Regions from separate parts of the Homo sapiens genome. Here region 2 is linked to region 1. Evidence: read pairs that join two places in POLR2A ChIA-PET (ENCODE). Cell type or tissue: A673. All regions are shown on one strand. Each heading gives the region's core, and the rest is flanking DNA. Links, peaks and the distances in the headings are about the cores only.

Evidence for each region. ChIA-PET counts read pairs that join two places held together with the same protein. Peaks named below come from ENCODE experiments on the same cell type or tissue, not always from the same donor. Only the 100,000 strongest peaks of a DNase experiment are listed, where the experiment ranks them.
Region 2: POLR2A ChIA-PET joins it to region 1 with 7 read pairs; 1 of 35 experiments calls an interaction of 5 or more read pairs at or near these places.

The regions. Positions count from the first base shown.
Region 1 is chr2:177,218,847-177,224,228 of GRCh38, forward strand. HNRNPA3 (heterogeneous nuclear ribonucleoprotein A3) reads left to right here. Exons shown (of 11, transcript NM_194247.4): 9 at 191-313; 10 at 401-468; 11 at 562-5,113. The coding sequence ends at 453. Among named protein-coding and RNA genes, the nearest start is that of HNRNPA3, 8.7 kb to the left of the region's middle. In A673, for the core only: no CTCF peak of the experiment used is centred there; no DNase peak of the experiment used is centred there; H3K27ac peaks cover 870 bases.
Region 2 is chr2:176,641,344-176,646,725 of GRCh38, forward strand. The region is part of intron 2 of LINC01117 (long intergenic non-protein coding RNA 1117); the gene reads left to right. Among named protein-coding and RNA genes, the nearest start is that of LINC01117, 6.3 kb to the left of the region's middle. RefSeq lists a silencer at 890-979. In A673, for the core only: no CTCF peak of the experiment used is centred there; a DNase peak (open chromatin) is centred at 2,508; H3K27ac peaks cover 804 bases.

The sequences.
Region 1 (5,382 bases), core at 1-5,000:
GACAGCATTTAATATAAACAAAATGTTGATGGTCTTTTAATATCCTGACATCAGTTACCCCAAGTGGTGCTACCACAGTGATGTGTATAAGCATGCTACCATAATTCTCAAAAGATAATAGTTACATACGTTAAAAGGGGAAAATGATGATTGTGTAGGTAAACCACACATAAAACCTTTCTGATTTCAGGTAACTATGGTGGTGGTGGGAACTATAATGATTTTGGAAATTATAGTGGACAACAGCAATCAAATTATGGACCCATGAAAGGGGGCAGTTTTGGTGGAAGAAGCTCGGGCAGTCCCTATGGTGGTAAGTACTTTCTTAAATCAATTCTTTAGAGCCTTTTTAATTTAAAAAATGTGCATACTTCTTTTAAAATACTATGTATATTTTCAGGTGGTTATGGATCTGGTGGTGGAAGTGGTGGATATGGTAGCAGAAGGTTCTAAAAACAGCAGAAAAGGGTAGGTATCTTTAAATTTTTATTATGATGATAAAAGAATATGTGGAACTGTTCACTGAGTGTAATAATTTTTTTATCCTGTATTATTCAACAGGCTACAGTTCTTAGCAGGAGAGAGAGCGAGGAGTTGTCAGGAAAGCTGCAGGTTACTTTGAGACAGTCGTCCCAAATGCATTAGAGGAACTGTAAAAATCTGCCACAGAAGGAACGATGATCCATAGTCAGAAAAGTTACTGCAGCTTAAACAGGAAACCCTTCTTGTTCAGGACTGTCATAGCCACAGTTTGCAAAAAGTGCAGCTATTGATTAATGCAATGTAGTGTCAATTAGATGTACATTCCTGAGGTCTTTTATCTGTTGTAGCTTTGTCTTTTTCTTTTTCTTTTCATTACATCAGGTATATTGCCCTGTAAATTGTGGTAGTGGTACCAGGAATAAAAAATTAAGGAATTTTTAACTTTTCAATATTTGTGTAGTTCAGTTTTTCTACATTTTAGTACAGAAACTTTAACAAAATGCAGTTTCGAAGGTGTTTCCTTGTGAGTTAACAAGTAAAGAAGATCATTGTTAATTACTATTTTGTATGAATTTTGCTAAAGTTAACTGTAAAGAAACACCTGCTGACTTGCAGTTTAAGGGGAATCTATTCTCCCCATTTCCAAACCATGATATGAATGGGCGCTGACATGTGGAGAGAATAGATAATTTGTGTGTTTGCAATGTGTGTTTTAGATAAATAGGATTGGGTATTTAAATTAGCATTTGTGAATTTAATAGCATTAAGATTACCTTCAAATGAAAAAAAATCTCAAAATTTCTATTTGGTTTTTGTGCATTTTCTTTTAAAATGTAATCATATGATTTTAGTGTGTTAGACTTGCTGAGTCCTAGCTGTGTTTAGAACATCTCTATTCTACATTTACCTTGGTCAAATTTGAACTGCTGCCATAGGTTTTGGGTGTAAAGAATGTTTACTGCCCTCCATTTAAATTCTGAAAAGGGATGGTGGATGTTTTCCCTCTCCTACGTTAGAAACCATTCTTAAAAACTTTTGAAAATATAGAACCATTAAGCCTGCTATATCTGAGCAAATTAGTGGGTACCTTTTTTTTCTTATTTAAAGCACAAGAGGCCCATAAATCTTGAGTTACTTTAAATTCTTTTTTTTGATACAAGTTTTCAGAGCAAGAGAATAAAAATCATGTGTTATTAAACCCCTAACTGGCTGGCATGCTTTCCTGTTTGTATTCTATACATTTTGCTGGATGAAACCAAGGATAGTTCAGGTATAATTGTCCAAAATAACCTAACTGCAGCAGAAATGTAGCACAGTTGCTTAGTACAGGCTTCTCACTTCCTACAGACCTGAATTCAAATTTGGATAGTCTGAGTTCTTAAATTCCCAAAGAACACACTGTTATTTCTTGTGTATATTTCAACATAAATCATGTTGTTACCAATTTGTTTGGAAGGCCCTGGTTGAGAAGAGTTTTAGTTAATAAGGTCATATATACATATATTAATATAAACCAATGTCTACTGTTTTGCTCCAGCTAGTGCTTACAGTTTCATTCGAGCCCTGAGTATGTGCCCTGCTGTTACTCTCTTTGGTAGTTGAACGTTGAATTCAAGTCTTTTGTTTTAAGAAGTACTAAGCAAACAAGCAATAAAAAGGGGAATGGGGTGTGCTAGTGTTTGAATATGCTCTCTTGTTGCTCTAATTCTGTGCCTCTGTGCATTAATATTTGGATGCATGCAATGCCAGCATGGAAATTGGTCTTCACACATACTGCAGTTTTCCAGAAACATTCACAAACCAATAAATGTAACAGACATTCCATTTGTTAATGGGCATATATGTGAAAAGCAGTGTAGAAAATAGGCTAATATTAGAAAATGGTTAAGTCCTAAATAACTTCAAGTGTGGTTATATAATGGACACTGTCAATGTTCATAACTTAAACCTGGGTACCTGGTCAAAATAATGCTTGGGAAACATTAAAATTGAGCTAAATTGTCTCAAGTTCTTTTATTCATATAAATAAAGTTTAAAGGAATGGGGGAGATTAACATTTCCTGTTTTATGTTTGTGAAATTGTTTGACACAACCTTGACAGTATCCTTTAATGGCATGAGGTTAATTGTACTGTTAACCAACTTTCTATGTTCTGGAACTAGTATTATAGTGAAAACATTTACAGTAAGTTGATGTTTACAACCTATAAGCAGGTGAAATCTGTGTATGTGACCTGTTTATAAGTTGTATTAGCTTAGCTCTTGTGAACAGTGTGGAAAAGTAAGCCATGAGGAGAGCGATTTAACCACCTTTAAAGGACCTAAGATGTGCTTTTTAAGCACAGTGTGGATCACAGAAACTCACTAAGACAGGACTTCAGCAGCCTTTTGTGTTTGGACAAGTCAGCATAAATAAAGAATGACAAGGCAGCAGCAAGAGCTTCAACTACAGAGAAGTGAAGGCATAAGATACTATGATGATAGTGAGCAACTTTCCAAAAGCTAGTTAAATCTGCTTATTACAACTGAAATATCGAAGAAAGTCTAGCAGGAAGGAGCTCTTCGCCTTTTGGAACATCAATGAGAGATAGTTGCCACAGTCACTAGGTCTAGCATTTAGACCTGCAAGGAAGGGCAATAAGCATTAGGTAAGGCTTGAATTTGAATTTTTTCACTAATTAAAGAGTAATTTTTTGTAAAGCAAGGTAAGAGTAATCTTTTTGATTTGCAGGTTGAATGAGAACCCTACTTGCCTAAATGAGGAATGTCTTTCCTACCATCTAAAATACGAAGGTTTCTGGCTGGGTAAGGTTTGTAGTTGACAGTAAAACCTGATGACACCATTTGTTTCCCTGCAAGTCTACATTACATATTTCACAACTTTGTCCCTCTCTAGTAGGCACATTGGAAAAATTCTTCAACTGAAAACTACCTTGGTACCATGTCCTACACGTTTTAAACCTTAGTTTTAAAAATTCCCCTGCGAAATAGCCATAAGTATTCATATCAAGTCAGTTGTGACTCCTTGTGTATACAATTCATTTTTTGTGTCTTCAGGGTAAACTCAATTTTTGGTAAAGTGGTTTCAGCTTTTGTGAAAACCGTTTTGGTGTGTAAGCATGACACACAACAGACTCAGTAAGCTGCCCATCCTCATACTAGGAAAACACCTTCAAAGGAACATTAAAAGTTACCAGGGCCAGGCACAGTGGCTCACGCCTGTAATCCCAGCACTTTGGGAGGCTGAGGCAGATGGATCCCAAGTCCAGGAATTTGAGACGAGCCTGGGCAACATAGTGAGAGCCTGTCAACAAAAAATAGAAAAATTAGTTGGGCTTGGTGATACACATCTGTAGTCCCAGCTATTTGGGAGGCTGCCTTGATATCAGGCAGTCGAGGCTGCAGTGAGCTGACTGCCCCACTGTATTCCAGCCTGGGTGACCCCATCTCAAAGAAGAAAAGTTACCAGATGTCATGGGTAAAGGTTGGTCTTCAAGTGGCCTCATAAGTTGTCTTGCATTTAAATTCAGGGAATTCATTGGACCAATAGGTTACATTTTCGTTCCTTTTTTGTTTTGGTTCATCTGTTAAGCAGTGGGGGCCTAATTACTGCTCCTTTGTAAAAACACATTTTCCCAAAGAACACTGAATTACCGTTCAAACTGGTTGTTGATGGGTAATAAGGGCTGTTTTTGCTGCCCCAAAAGGGCTTAACAATTTAGTCGGATAGTTTACTTAAAAAAAAAAATCCTTTGGAGACATACTGAAAATGCAAACTAGTTTCTAAATTATCAATTCCCTACATGAAGAAGCAGTTTGCCAGAGTTTAGTCTCAGAAAATGACTGGTTGGCTCTATTTAAATCAGAACCCAATTTCTACGCGTGTTGAATAAGGTAACAGCCTTTGATGAATTTCCTTCACAACATGGTTTTAGTGAAGCAAACATTTTTTTTTTAAGGGCATTGTTCTTTCTAGTTTATTTCTTTTTATGAAATAAAATTATTTTATTTAAACAGTTCCATTGTCGTTTCTGAAAACTACAGTATTCTCAGAAGTTGTAGCAGCAGTAAAAAAAAAAAAGTTGTTATATAAGTGATTGGGGCAGATTTAACTGATTTTGTTAAACCAATTTGTAAGTTACTGCTTCTAATATTACACTTCTAAAAAGCTGAATTTATACTCATGTCCTAAAGGAGAATATGTGGTAATAAAGTATATTTGTTAAGTAACTAATTGAAATAGGCTTGGTTTTAAGAGTTCCAGTATATAATAATCACAAATTGAAACCTGACAGTATCTTGGGAGTTCCAGTAATGTCACAAATTAGTGAATAAGCATGCCAGTGTGCAAGGGTAATGTAAGGATTGTTAGCCTATCTAAATATTCAAAATTACTTTAAAACTTAAGTATGTTTTCTGATTTTTAAGAATTCAGAAGTGTTCTGTAATGGATTCAGATGTTTCATTTGTAGTATAATGAAATGTTTACAGAAAGATAACTTTTTCATTAAAATATTTTTAGAAATGTGTGTGTTGTTTTGTCACTTCACAATGTTCATGTGACTTAAACACTATAGGTGAATATTTTGACTTATTTTACCAGTAAGTAATAAAACAACAGGAAACTTGGAGTGAGCCTTTATCAGTTATTTTTAAAGATGTGGATTCTATTATATGGGAAACAAGCCATGGGAAATAGGCATGGAAGGAAAAATAATTTTTAAAGTTATCAACCCTTGTTGCCTAAAATAGGTCTTGAAAGACAATATATGAGATATTTGGGTGATACATGTGAGGAATCTATGAACCTTTGAGGGGGAAAAAAGGATAAACGAGTTAGTAAATAGAAACAAACTAGGAGAAAAAAGTGGTTGCTAGGAGGGAGAGGACATTACAGATG
Region 2 (5,382 bases), core at 135-5,134, 580 kb before region 1:
CAATTGGGTTATAAAGCTTTTGAGAAAAGAGCATCCGAAATTTTGAGGGGTCTCTATAGCACTTACCACAGTGCTTTGTACATAAGTAATAGACAATTGGTAAGACAGTATGCCACACATATCAGAGCAGTATGCATTACAGTCTTTTATTCAATAAACGATGGTTACAGGCACTATGCGAAATCTTTTCCATACATTGTTTCATTTTATTCACACTAATTTTCATACAGGTAGTTACAATCCCTATTGTATAGGTAAGGAAAATATGAGGCTCAGAGAAGCCTAGTGACTTTCCCAAGGTCACACAGCTAGTAAATGACAGGTCTGGATGTTTAGTCCAGGTCTATGGAAATGTCAAACATATACAGTTAGCACTACCCTGCACTGCCTCCCAATCTGTTTGGCTTTAAAGAGTCCCTAATCAATCTGGTCATTTACAATTAATGTGTAAACCATAATGAAAATGGAAATGATTAAGGCTGGAACCCAGGCCTATTATTCTTGAATTAGTCTTGTGCGGTGGTTGGAATACTAGGCCCAGTGGGGTGAGACACAGGCCTGCCTCCCAGGGTCTTTCCTGTCCTCCGCTCATTCCACCACTACATGTAGATATTTGAAAAGGCCCAGAGGAAAAGTCAGGGTTACTTTTTTCCCCTCTGTGGAAAAACATGATGAAGCTGAATTTACCTCAACTAGTATTAAAACATCAAGTGAACAGATGTACATATTGATTAAAGATGAAGAAAGGAGAACTCAGACAAGTGGGTGGCAGAGCAGTTTTTCCTTTTAACCAAACGTTCTTTCTTTATGGCCTTTAAAGATATGCATTCTTCCAAGATACTTGATGGGTGTTCTGACCATTTCAGGGAATGAAGAACAGCCTGAGACCATAAGGAAAGCCTTGATTCATGTACGAGTTTCTTTAATGAGTAAGCAAGAGTCATGCAAGAGTGCTCTGCTGTAGCCATGTGATTCATTCTGTACCCCTGAAACAAATATGTACAGAACCCCAAAAGAGGAAGCTAAGGAGCCTGTGAGTTATTCTAAGGAATGTGCAACACCCCCTATTAAAAACTCCATCCTAAAACGGTGAAACCCCGTCTCTACTAAAAAAATACAAAAAATTAGCCGGGCGTAGTGGCGGGCGCCTGTAGTCCCAGCTACTTGGGAGGCTGAGGCAGGAGAATGGCGTGAACCCGGGAGGCGGAGCTTGCAGTGAGCCGAGATCCCGCCACTGCACTCCAGCCTGGGCGACAGAGCGAGATTCCGTCTCAAAAAAAAAAAAAAAAAAAACTCCATCCAAGGATAAATTTCAAAAGTAGATGCTGAAAAGATGGAAGTCACTGGCTCCACCTGGTAAATCCTATACTATCCCTGAGAAGGCAGAAGTCATTCTTAGGTTTAGAGAGAGTCTACTACAGCCAAAACAGTTAGAATTAATCTTGGACTTATGACTTTGTGGCTGTTATTGCTGGGACAGGGGGACGGAAATGGGGGGAGGAATTGAGGGATACCTCCAAAGAACTCACAAGTCTGCAGAGACCGAGCTCACTACATAAATACAGCAGTGGCAGACTCCAAACCTCAACTTGCTGCTCAGGGAACCCCAGGCAGTACCAGGCTTTGGTGGCTTTGCTGGAAAAGAGTTCTGGGGTTTACCAGCCCTCTCATGCATTTAACTCTGGGCACTCAACTCACCTTAAGTCTTTGAGTTTTCTTATTGAAAGAGAAAAGTAATCACACCTTAAATTAAATTTATGGGTTTTTTTGAATAAAGGATATACTTATAGTTTCCAGCTCTTCACTGTGAAGTCTGATTAATTTTTTAACAGATGAGGAATTTGTGTATTGATGAATATTTGATAAAAACAAGAGAAAACATTAAAAAGCAACATGAACTGCAGAGTTCAATCCCACCAAAATAAAAATGTAGCACTGTATATCTTGAAACTGAGGTTAGACTCTCTAGGAAGAACATGGAGGAAATAAATGCTCAATCCATATTGCAGCAGACATAATTTTAAGCCACCACAACTTTCAAGGACCTTTGAACCATTTTCTTCAAATTTGCCTTGCCTTTCTTTCTGCATCTGTGAACTTGCCAAGTTAGAGTTTATTGCTGTAACAGGTTTTGAATGATAGTGTATCTGTTTTGAAAAGGTCAGTACTTTTTGATTATTTGATGGAAAGAATGTGTGCTTTTCCTTTTTTATGTATCTTTCAAACCAACTGTCTTGATATAAATGGAATCTTTAAAAAATATATTTACCCTTTTTAGACTAAGACCAAACATTCCGTTCCATGAAAGTCATGAGTGGTTGCTGAAAGGAGGTTATGAATGAAATAGTGTCTCCGCTTGAACGTCAGCAGCTAGCCTGCATTTATTCCTCAATTTCCAGAATCTAGAATAAAAATAGTGATTAGCAAGGCCAAAATACAAAACCCCAGGACGTAAAGCAGTGAGCACAGGGAGGCTCCCAGGACAGGAAGCCACTGGAAGCTGGTTGCTAGGAGACACTCGTCTTTTGCCGGCAGCAGGAAGATGTCCTTGAGCATGGCTTCCCCTGTGGTTGGCTTTGGACAAGCCGTGAATCAGACTGTCCTCACTAGTGCCGCCCTCCCAGCAGGGCCGACCAGCCTACCATACAGGTGCCACTGAGGGGCAATGGTGGGTCCTGTTCCCTGGGAAAGTTTCTCACATGTGCCCAGCTTTTCTGATATGCTCTTCTGAAATCAACAAGCATTTGATGTCTACTCTGGGTTATAAGAATATGGAAAAAAAAAAAAAACAGTTTCCTGGGTGGTGCTTTTTAGGTGAGAATTTTAAAAAATAAAATCATACCCTAAATTATACGAAACAGCCTACAAGAGCTGTAGGAAAAAAGATAAGATAATGAGTTAATGGTAATTAAAAGAGAAATCATAGAGGAGAGAGCATCAGAGCTGGAGGATTCACCTAGGGAGGAGGATGCTGGCAGGGGAACACCCTGTTTACTGTCAAGAGCTCTCGGAGGGCCCTTGATGGCAGTGAACTTGTCTTTCTTGCTCCCAGAAGCATCCCCAGTACATAGGACAGTGTTTGTCAGAGTGTTCAGGGTTCAATGGCTGAACAAATGCAGGAGAATGAAGATGCTGAAGATGAGCAGAGGGGCTTGGTGGTCATTGTTGGTGTTCCAGGGAAGAACCAGTGGAGAGAATGCTGAATGAAGAAGGCTGGCCTCATTGTTATCAGAGTCTGTAGTGGAAAATGGTGAGAAATGAGGTGGCTGGATAAGGTGCAGACCAGTTATGAAGACTCCTAAAAACCAGACAGAAAATGGCTTAAAGAAATTAGGGAGCTACTGTGGGAATCTGAGCCTGGTAGAGATGAAAGTTTTATGGTTTACAAATGCTTCTTTTCAAATGCATCATCGCTTAACATGTACAGTTTATTATATGTCCGTTACAACTCGATAAAGCTGTTAAAAATACATGATCTCATTAGGTGTTCAATATTTGGTGAAATGGACCTTATCCTTATTTCATTTTTACAGATGAGGAAACTGAGACCCAGAGAGGTTCATGGCTTGCCCGAGTTCAAACGTTTCAGATGACAAGCCAAGACTTCCGGGTTTTCTGCCTCCACGTCCCTCATTTGCTTCTTTCTGAATGCAGCTCTCTGCTGAGGGACTTGGAAGGAGACTGGCCTGTGGTTGGGGAGGCCAGTTGGGAGGCGGCGGCAGATGGCTGTTTGCAGTTTTCTCTCCCTCTCTCTCCCTTGCTTTCTTGTCTATGCTGCCCTCACCTTCTCTTCTTTTCTCCTCCATTGTTTCTTCTTCCCTGACAGTGTCTCAGACCTCTGGGTGGCATCCTGCTAAGCTGCACATGTGGGGGTTGCTCCCTGACTGTCACAGCTGCTAAGGGGCCAGCTTTAGGGCAGTGCTGTGCCATTTGGACATGAAGGGCAGCACCTTTGGGACCTGCAGCATTACATCTGTGGCACCTCTTTGGAGAGGTCTGATGTAAAAGAGAACACAAAGAATGAGATTTGGAGCCCAGGAAATATTACTAAGATTCAGACAATACGTGGGAATGTTGCATTTAAATATGCAGTTAACAGATCATCTTAATCGTCTTCCCCAGACCTAGCTTCAAAAGCATTCACCCAGTTCTCACATGTGTGAGTGAAAATCACTTAGATTTTGACTTGGCTATTAAATGGCCTCAAGCAAAAGCAAGTCAACCAAATTAGAAAGAAGGCAAAGTGCTATGGGCTTTGGAGCGAGATGACTGTGAAGTTCAATCTGGATTCCTCCATTTACTACATGTCACTAGTGCTAGATGCTACTTAGCCTCTTTGGGCCTCAGTTTTCTCATCTGTAAAATGGAAATAATGAGTCCAACTTAACAGGTTTGTTACAGCAATTAAATAACCGATGTATTGTGCACAGTGCCAGGCATGTAGTGAGCCCTCACCATGTGAATGGCAGCACCAGCATCCACATCAGCTCATCATCTTCATCAGTGGCATTACCTGAAACACTCTGTCCTCATCCGTGACATACATTAGAGGAAAACAGCCTTGTTTTCTTTAGGTTTTGTATTCTCCCAAGGCTGAAACTTGTATTTGTAATGCTACAACTTTGATAATTTTTTCCCTTAAGAGTTCCTTCAGCAGCATTTTTTTCCTACCAACTTGCATGTGTAGAGTTATTCAGTAGATGACACCGAAGAGTTTCATAGTGAATGTTTGTTGAGTGAATGTATGAAATGAACAATACCACCACCTCCAAAGCAAGTTTATTTTCTCTTGTTGATTCTAATGAGGATTTTGTTTTTAAATGGGGTAGGTGGTGGTGGTTGGTATGTGGTTTTGATAGCCAGGAGTGATGTGGCACAGGTGGTTGTGTGGGGTTAGGGATGGCTAGCCCATCAACCCAATCATATGGAAATTCCTTTTCATTATACTGCAAAGCAGCCAGCTAGAAATGGAAAATCTAGTTAACTAGTTCTTTTATGGAAAACATCCAAGTTGGTAGAAGTTTTTTTCACTGAATGTCTCCTAACACCTCCCTGATGGCCTGGCTAGATTGACTCATTATTTCCAACCGACCAGCTTGACCTGACAGAGCTTCTGTGACAGAACCCCTGCCCAAAGCTCCTTCTATCCCCAAAGCGCTCTGCTGGCTGCTCTGGAGAGCGCAGGTTTGACAATCTCCAGTCTCCCCTCCATTGAGTCTTAACTGTTTCTAACAATCATTTCACGGCTGAACCCCAATTTGCATCATGGGTATAGACAAGGGGTAGAATACTAGTATTAAACAGTTGAATACGTGGCAAATGGGAGTAGAATTAAGACAAACAAACAACAGTAAAGAGATCAAGAAGCCTGCTAGTGTGAAA